Linked DNA regions of Homo sapiens: region 1 is linked to region 2. A link is a contact called in ENCODE Hi-C or POLR2A ChIA-PET data. All regions are on one chromosome and are shown on one strand. The core of a region is the stretch at or near the end of the contact, and the rest is flanking DNA. Distances in the headings are between cores, read along the strand shown.

Region 1 (3,681 bases), core at 156-2,655, 2.5 Mb before region 2:
GCACTCCAGCCTGGCGACAGAGCGAGACTCCGTCTCAAAAAAAAAAAAAAAAAAAAAAAACAACACCAAAAAAAAAGTACAGAAAAGGATACCTTTCAGTATTTCATACATCACTAAATGTGCAAAACCCCCTAAGAACAGTTTAATTAAAAATTTGAGTCTGACCCTGGGCCCACTGCCTATGAATTAGCCCTGCTCCGCAAGGAGCAGTACTGTTTTAAAAAAAATTTTTTTTGGACAGGCTGATTTTACATTTGTAATATTTCTAAATCTTAAATTAAAAAATATATATTAACATTTATATTTTAAAAGATGCTTTCAAAAATATAAAAAAATTAACTCATTACCTATTTTGTTTAAGGGCTCCTGGAAAAACTGAGGGAATGATCAATATGCACACCAAAACAAATATATACAAACTTCTAAATTTCATTTTATAGGAATAGTATCTATTGAAAGGGCAGGGTGCATGAATAACTCAGTGACAGGCGTAAACTCAGCCAGGATTAGAAACGTCTTCCCAATGGAGGCCCCGCTCAAGTTGAGAATTTCATGGACACAGTAAATCATCCAAAAGCCCACCTTCAATAACCAAAGTAGGCATAAAAATAGGCCGATGGTTACTTTGGAGATAATATAATCCTCGGTCTTATTGTTGTGGAGCAGATGTCATTATGGGTGGGGCTGAAGCGCAGAGCAGCTGAAACATTTTTATACCACCACCCGCACACTTTCAATGGGATAGAAGGGACTCCAAAAGGTAAGAGCTCCCAATCGTCAGTTGCTACTAGAAATAACTAAGTTTTGATGTGGCCGTGGCACGCGTAAAGGCCACAAAGAGATTTATAAAATTCTCCATGATTAATTCCTATCCTGGAAAAGAGGCAATCTCCTTTTCCCCTCCCTAGCCGGCTCCTCCTTGGGACACTTGGCTGAGTCGTTCTTTCCCTCCTTCTCACGCTGAGGTGAGGCCGCACGCAAGCCGGAGACGCCCGTTTTCCTCTTCGCGCGGAGGAAACTCTACGGGTAAGAAGCCGGGGTGGCGGGAAAGGAGCACGCGGCACCGCGGGGAGGCAGAGAAGGCTTGCCAGGGACTAGCCGGGCTCGGGGAGAGCAGGGACACGCGGGCCGTCGGACCGAGGAGGCCGAGGTGACGAGGAAAATCTCCCGGCGCGGAGCCGGGACTGGGCGCTTCCGGCGGGCTACGGTTGCTCTTGGCCTAGCACAGCCTGCGTCCCGGGCCCCAACCGGGCCAGGTAGGGAGTTAGGAGAGAGGGTAAACCGCGGCTCGCACTTGCCTGAGACCGGGTGACCAGTAACTGGTAATAGTCTTTGCTAGGCGGCGGGCCTTGTCCTACAGTTTCAAAGAGAGTCTCCGGCAGCCACGACGCCATCTTGGGACGCCACCGCCGTCGCTAAGACAACCAGGAAGGGGCGGGGCTTGGTTGGGGTCAAGGGGCCAAAACCCTAGTTTAAATTGAACCACGCTTATGAGCTGGCAGAAGGATTTCTAACTTGGGGCGATCGTCCCCTCTTCCAAGGGTCTTAGGGAACCCTGATCCGTGAAATTTCCAGCTCCAGGTCCCGGGTGACCCGAGGGGGAATTAGTTCCTGCTACCACGGAGGGGAGGGGGTGACCCCGGCGGAGGGATACCAAGTAGATCTCCACAGTCCCCTTCCTGGTCCCTCGAAGGGATCGGGCGGAGATCGGAGGCTGCTGAGAGAGTCGAGCCGGGAGGCGTGGGAGGGAGGGGCGATGTGATGGGCCGCCAGTAGGCAGCGGTGCCGGTCCCGCGGACGAGCCCGTAACCGGAGCCCGAGGACAAAGTAGTTCCCCGAGGGTGTCAGAGCAGGCGGGGAGGGAGGCGGCACGGGCGGAGGCGCACGCCGGGCGCGGTGCTGCGGCTCAGCTGATAATTGAAGGAACCCGGAGCCGCCGCCGCCGCGCCGCTGGGGGGGGTGGGGGGAGCTAGTGGAAGTTACTGCCGCGCCACCGAGTCCGGACCGGAGACTTTGGGGCCTAACTAGGTAATTGGGGCGCAGCTCTGGGCGGCGGGGGCAAGCCTTGGGGGAGGGGGCCAGCTGAGGGGTTGGGGGGGCGGGGGGAGGAGCTGGAACAGAAAGTCCCAGGAAGCCCGGTTGTGTCATCGCCGCGATTCGGCCCCCGCTTGGCCTGCTCCCGGCGCCGGCGGCGGCGGGGCCGCGGAAGGACCGGGCCGGGGGTGGACGGGAGAGACGCTCGAGGGCGGCCGCGGCCGGAGGGACCGGGGCCTGGCGGGAGGTAGGGGTCGCTGGGTCCCTCCTCCGGCTTCCCGCAATGAGGAGGGCCCTTCACAGAACCGGGGTAAGGCTTGCGGGTGTTGGGGAGCTCGGCGGGGACCAAGGGGGGCCGGAAGTGGGCTTTGGAGCTTGGAGGGTGTCTGGGAAGAGAGAAAGTGGGGGGCCGGAAGTGCAGGTGGGGGGTGTGAAGACGGCAAGGGTTCCCCGGAAATGGGACGAGGGGCCCGGAAATCGGGAAAGGGGAGGCTCCGGGGCCGTGGACGGCCCGGAAATGGAAACTAGGAAGCAGCTCCAGTGACAACAGTTGTGGGAAGCGAGGGTCAGAGAAGGGAGAGGCCAGAGAGACTTTAGACCGCAGTAAGGGGTTTCCTGCCCAGGGGGACGGCGAGGGACGGTTGAGGGAGGGCGAGCCCGGAGACGGGGTCTGCGCGGGGCAGTTTTTTAAGCCGTGGGAAGTTGAGGCTGAGGGAGGATGATGACGAGGGGGGCATGCAGGGAGGCCTAAAGAAGCCGAGAAACTTGACTGAGAGGAATAGAGTATCCTTTTAAATAGATCAGAATGGAAATTGGTGGTAGGTGGGTTTAACTAGGACTTGGGGGAGGGAGGTGGGCCAATTGTCACCCCAATCGTATTAGCATTCAGAGCGAGTCAGGCGATTAATTTATTTATATGTGGATTACATAAAACCTATTATTTACAACGTTTGTCCATCAGTTCAGCCCCTCTCCTTCCTTCTCCATAGTGAGTGGGTTTCTAGTACAGGAACAAGTTAGAGGGGAGTTCGAATAACGAAGGTAGTAAAACCTCAAATCCTGTCTTCCTCGGCGTCTCTCCCTTCCTCAGAATAAGAAATCCTTCATTTCCTAGACGGAAAAATGCGGAAAAACATAAAAACACATGTAAATCGGGGGGAAATCACACTTTGAACTCCTGGTGGGGGACAGGAGGGAATTGGTTACCTTACGTGGTGAGGAGATAACGGAAGGGGCAGCTTCCAAACCCTTAAGACAAATGTTGTGTTTTTTTGATAATGCTGTTTTACTTTGGGGGAGGTTTAGCCTAAGCATCGAGTCTGGTGGTGGGCATAGTTTAATTGCTTCTTTAGTTAATTGGGGGAGGGAATGTGTTTGTGTGTAAAGGTTGGGCCGGTGCGGGGGGAGGCGGGTACGGTTAATAGCGCAGTGAATCCGTTCTAAGTGGACGTCTAACTGCTCTCCTGCTGTCTCCTTTCCTAGTCGCGGTCCTCGATCTTGCCTGGGCTGCCAGATCACCCGATCTCCGGGCTTTACTCCGTTTTGTAGGCCCTTTAGTGATGTGTTTAACTTTATGTTCCTCTCGAGAGTCTCATTAGGTATTTTTGGCATTTCATTTTTTAAAGACCTAGCAAGTTGAGTCTCAGA
Region 2 (3,387 bases), core at 856-3,355:
TAATAAAAATCAAATACAATTACAATTGTTCTATTGGCTTCATTTTGGAACCAATATTGTCCAACGTAAGTAACAACTTTCTAGCTTAACTCCTTTTTCTGTAAATGAAATGCATGAACCAGGCTACCTCCTTGATATCACCTAGCTCTGTGATTCTGTAGTAATTCGAGAATATTATTAACTGGCAACTTCTCAGAGTGTCTCCCTGGCCACACAGCCTAAAAGTAACCATGAGCACTCTCCTATCAAACAATTTTCATGTTCAGCATAGTACTTGCCCAAGACATTTTTCTTACTTTTGCATCCCCACTGGACTGTAAGAACCAAGAGAACAAGACTTTGCTATATTTACTGGCACACCCCAGGGCCTTACACAACCTAATAGGCACCAAAAAAAATGTCTGCTGAAGAAATAACACTCATGTAATACTAATAATGCCTCTTTGCCCAACTTTAAAAAGCAAATAGTACATACTAGACATGTTCTGCATTTTCTAAGTTTTAAGAAATCAATTTTCCCACATAAAGTATTATGTGCTTTGTATTAATCTTACAAGCAAAGGTTTTAAAAATACTTAGTAACTGCCACGTTGTTAGTAACTTTAAATACAAGATAATAATATAAAAGCATTTTATCAATTCCAAAACCACCTGCAAATTTTCCGAATGAAATTGCACGGCAATAAAAATCTTTATCAAAATAAAGCTTAATGAAGCAAAGAACAACAAACACAAATCATCCCAGTAACTCAGGACGGTAGTGTCTTTCTGAAATCATGGTGACTTGCTAGCTCTCCTCATTTCTGTGTACAGCCAGGGCACTCGGGTATTGATAGCGAGATACAGATAAATCTCACAGATAACTCCATCATATTTAGAATCACACAGCTCCTAGTGGGTACCTTATTGCCATTAAAACTTTCCCCCAACTCCTCAACACTCTCTTCGGACCATAAAACTAAAATCCCACAGCTTCAAATCTGCTCCTCTGCCTCCCCCTCCCGCAATTAATCCTTTCGAACTTTTCCCAGGGGATTCACATCTGCCATCAAGATGCTTTCATCCTGCTACTATTCCTAAGTGCCTGCTTCCTCCCAGTTACGTAGGTACTCTCGACCCAGAAAAAAGGCACGGGCGAGGCAGGCGTCCCTCCCTCCCACCCCAGCTTCTCCCCGACCCCCAGCAGGAGCGCCCAGCAGGTGCCTCGCTCCGCACCGCGGCTCCCGGGCCGCTGAGAGGCGGGGCACACAAAGGACCCGCATGGACCTCCCCCCCGGCCTCCTAGCGTCTTCCCCCACCCCCCACAGCCCGGCGCCCCGGGTAGCTGGAGAGCGAGGGCGGCGGCCGCAGGCTCGACGGAGACCAGGGACGCTCGCCCCGGTCGCCCCCTCCCTGACCCCAACCCCGCCCACGTCCCACCCACGAAGGCTGCCCAGAACGTAAACCCTCGCCCGGCAAAACCGAAAACGCATCCCCAGCCCGGCTGCCCGGGCCCTGCGCATCCAGCCCGCAGCCTCCCACGCCGCGCCCGCCAGCCGGCGCCCAACGGCCGCCCCCGACCGCCTCCCACGGCACCCGGCTCTTTCCCAGCCCCGGAAGGGTCCCGGTCCCGCCGCCCGCTCCCCCACCTCCCGGGAAGGGCCCGACACCCGCCCGGCCGCCCCGCACTCACAGGCTGCCGGAGCAGGAGGTACACACGAAGGAGCCGACCGTCATGTTAACGTAGGTGGGGCCGCGCTGGTCGCAGTCGAAGCACTTTCGGTTGTGCGGGAGGCCGGTCATGTCCCGCAGCATCTTCAGGTGCTTCTCCTCCTGCTTCCGCTTCGCGCTGGCCGCCATGGCCGCGGCGCCAAGGGAGGAGGCCGGCAGGGCCGGGAGCCGGGCAGCGCTGCGCCGGGGGCCCGCGGTCCCACGGGCCGCCCTGGCCGCGGCCGCCGCCCTCCGTCTGCGCGCGCCGCCCGCGCCGGACCCGGCCGCAGCGGCTTGGCTGTACTGGGCTCGACGCGGCCCGGGCGCTGTGGTACGCGGGCTGACGGGCCACACCAACCGGCACAGCCGGGACAACCGCCGCCGCCGCCGCCACCTTCCCGACTTCTCCTGAGGGGAAAAGACGAGGAAGGGGACGGCAAGAGGAGGCCCGCCCTGGGCGGCCGGTAGCCAAGTGTCCGCTGGCGCCCTCTGCTGGCCAGGAGGAGTCACTGCGGCCTCGCTGAGGCATGGGCCGGGTCTGGAGCCAAGTAGGGTAGACACAATGGTGATAATAATATTAATAATAGACAGTATTTATTGAGCGCTTATATATGCAAAGCGTTTCACATGGGTTACCTTCCCCTTCTGTTTAAAACTCTTCAAGGGCTTTCCACTGCTTTGAGTATAATTCCAAATTCCTCACCGTGCCGTAAAAAGTGCTCCATAGTCTAGCCCAGTCTACCTCATTCTTCGTCGTCCTCACTCAGCCACACTGGATTTTGAGTTTTCTGAACACAGCAAGCTCCTTTCTGACTCCTGCAGGACCTTTGCCCTTGCTCTTCTCTCTTTATCTTTGGGCCAGCTAATTTGGGGGGGCTTGGGGTGTCCTGTGCACTGTAGGATACTGGGCGGCGTTCCTAGCCTATACCCACTAGATACAAGAACAAACCCCCCAATTCCCATTGCTGGCAACCAAAAATCCCCAGACATTGCCAAAAGTGGAGGGAACTTTAGGGCGGTGCAGTCACCTGGCTTGAGAACTGCTGCGTGTGGAAACCCGGATCATCCATAGCTGACATCCTCTAAGTCAGGTGGGGCTCAGATGTCACCTCCCCCGCCAGACTGTCCCAGATCAGCCGAGTTAATGTTGCAGCTCACCTTTCTCGAAGTTGCTCTCCATCAAATTGCTGCGTTGTATTTTCGTCTCAGTTCTAGCTATTTGAAATACTGCATCTTATTTCGTGTTTACCATGGGTGATCTGGACTCTCCCTTTAGGCGCTAAACAGCCTGGCCCCCGTATTTTCTGTGCCACTCCACCCCATTCCCCTCGCAGAGCTGGAGACTAGGTGTTCAATGTTGACGGAATGAATACATGAAATCGTTCATGTAATCTTCACAACAACCCTTCGAGGTGAGCGTTATTGTTATTTACATTTTACAAAACAGGAAGATGAAACCCTGAGGGATTAAGTAAATTTACCCAAGGGTACCTATGGCGAAGCTCAATTCCAACCCAGACAGCCAGACTGCAGGACCCAAATCCCCACTGCAACAATCAACTTCGTCTCTCGTTTTCCAAAGGAGTACAGGGAGACCCAGAGAGCTGAAGTTCTCAAATCACTGGGCTGTTGAATGGATTAGAATCTACGTTTCCTAACAGCCAAGACCAACCTCCACATCTCTCATGAAAGGGATTG

Evidence for each region. Hi-C counts contacts between places; a loop is a spot of excess contacts on that map. ChIA-PET counts read pairs that join two places held with the same protein, here RNA polymerase II (POLR2A). Pooled maps may share reads with other maps.
Region 1: a pooled map shows a loop between it and region 2 (6-fold over the local background). The contact joins the promoter of FBXO36 here to the promoter of AGFG1 in region 2. A Hi-C loop is called at or near these places in 7 of 50 pooled maps. POLR2A ChIA-PET finds 5 or more read pairs at or near these places in 4 of 52 experiments (GM10248, H1, RWPE1 and 1 more).

The regions. Positions count from the first base shown.
Region 1 is chr2:229,920,227-229,923,907 of GRCh38, reverse strand. FBXO36 (F-box protein 36) reads right to left here and starts at 1,405. Exons shown (of 4, transcript NM_174899.5): 1 at 1,299-1,405. The coding sequence starts at 1,394. TRIP12 (thyroid hormone receptor interactor 12) reads left to right here and starts at 1,899. Exons shown (of 42, transcript NM_001348323.3): 1 at 1,899-2,028. RefSeq lists enhancers at 1,127-1,186, 1,843-2,343, 2,344-2,844, 3,482-3,581 and a silencer at 2,017-2,406.
Region 2 is chr2:227,470,874-227,474,260 of GRCh38, reverse strand. AGFG1 (ArfGAP with FG repeats 1) reads right to left here and starts at 2,105. Exons shown (of 13, transcript NM_004504.5): 1 at 1,673-2,105. The coding sequence starts at 1,839. MIR5703 (microRNA 5703) reads right to left here and starts at 2,129; the gene lies at 2,074-2,129. It overlaps LOC124907994 (a long non-coding RNA gene), which reads left to right and starts at 2,162. Exons shown (of 2, transcript XR_007088114.1): 1 at 2,162-3,101; 2 at 3,272-3,387. RefSeq lists a silencer at 1,397-2,116 and an enhancer at 2,229-3,192.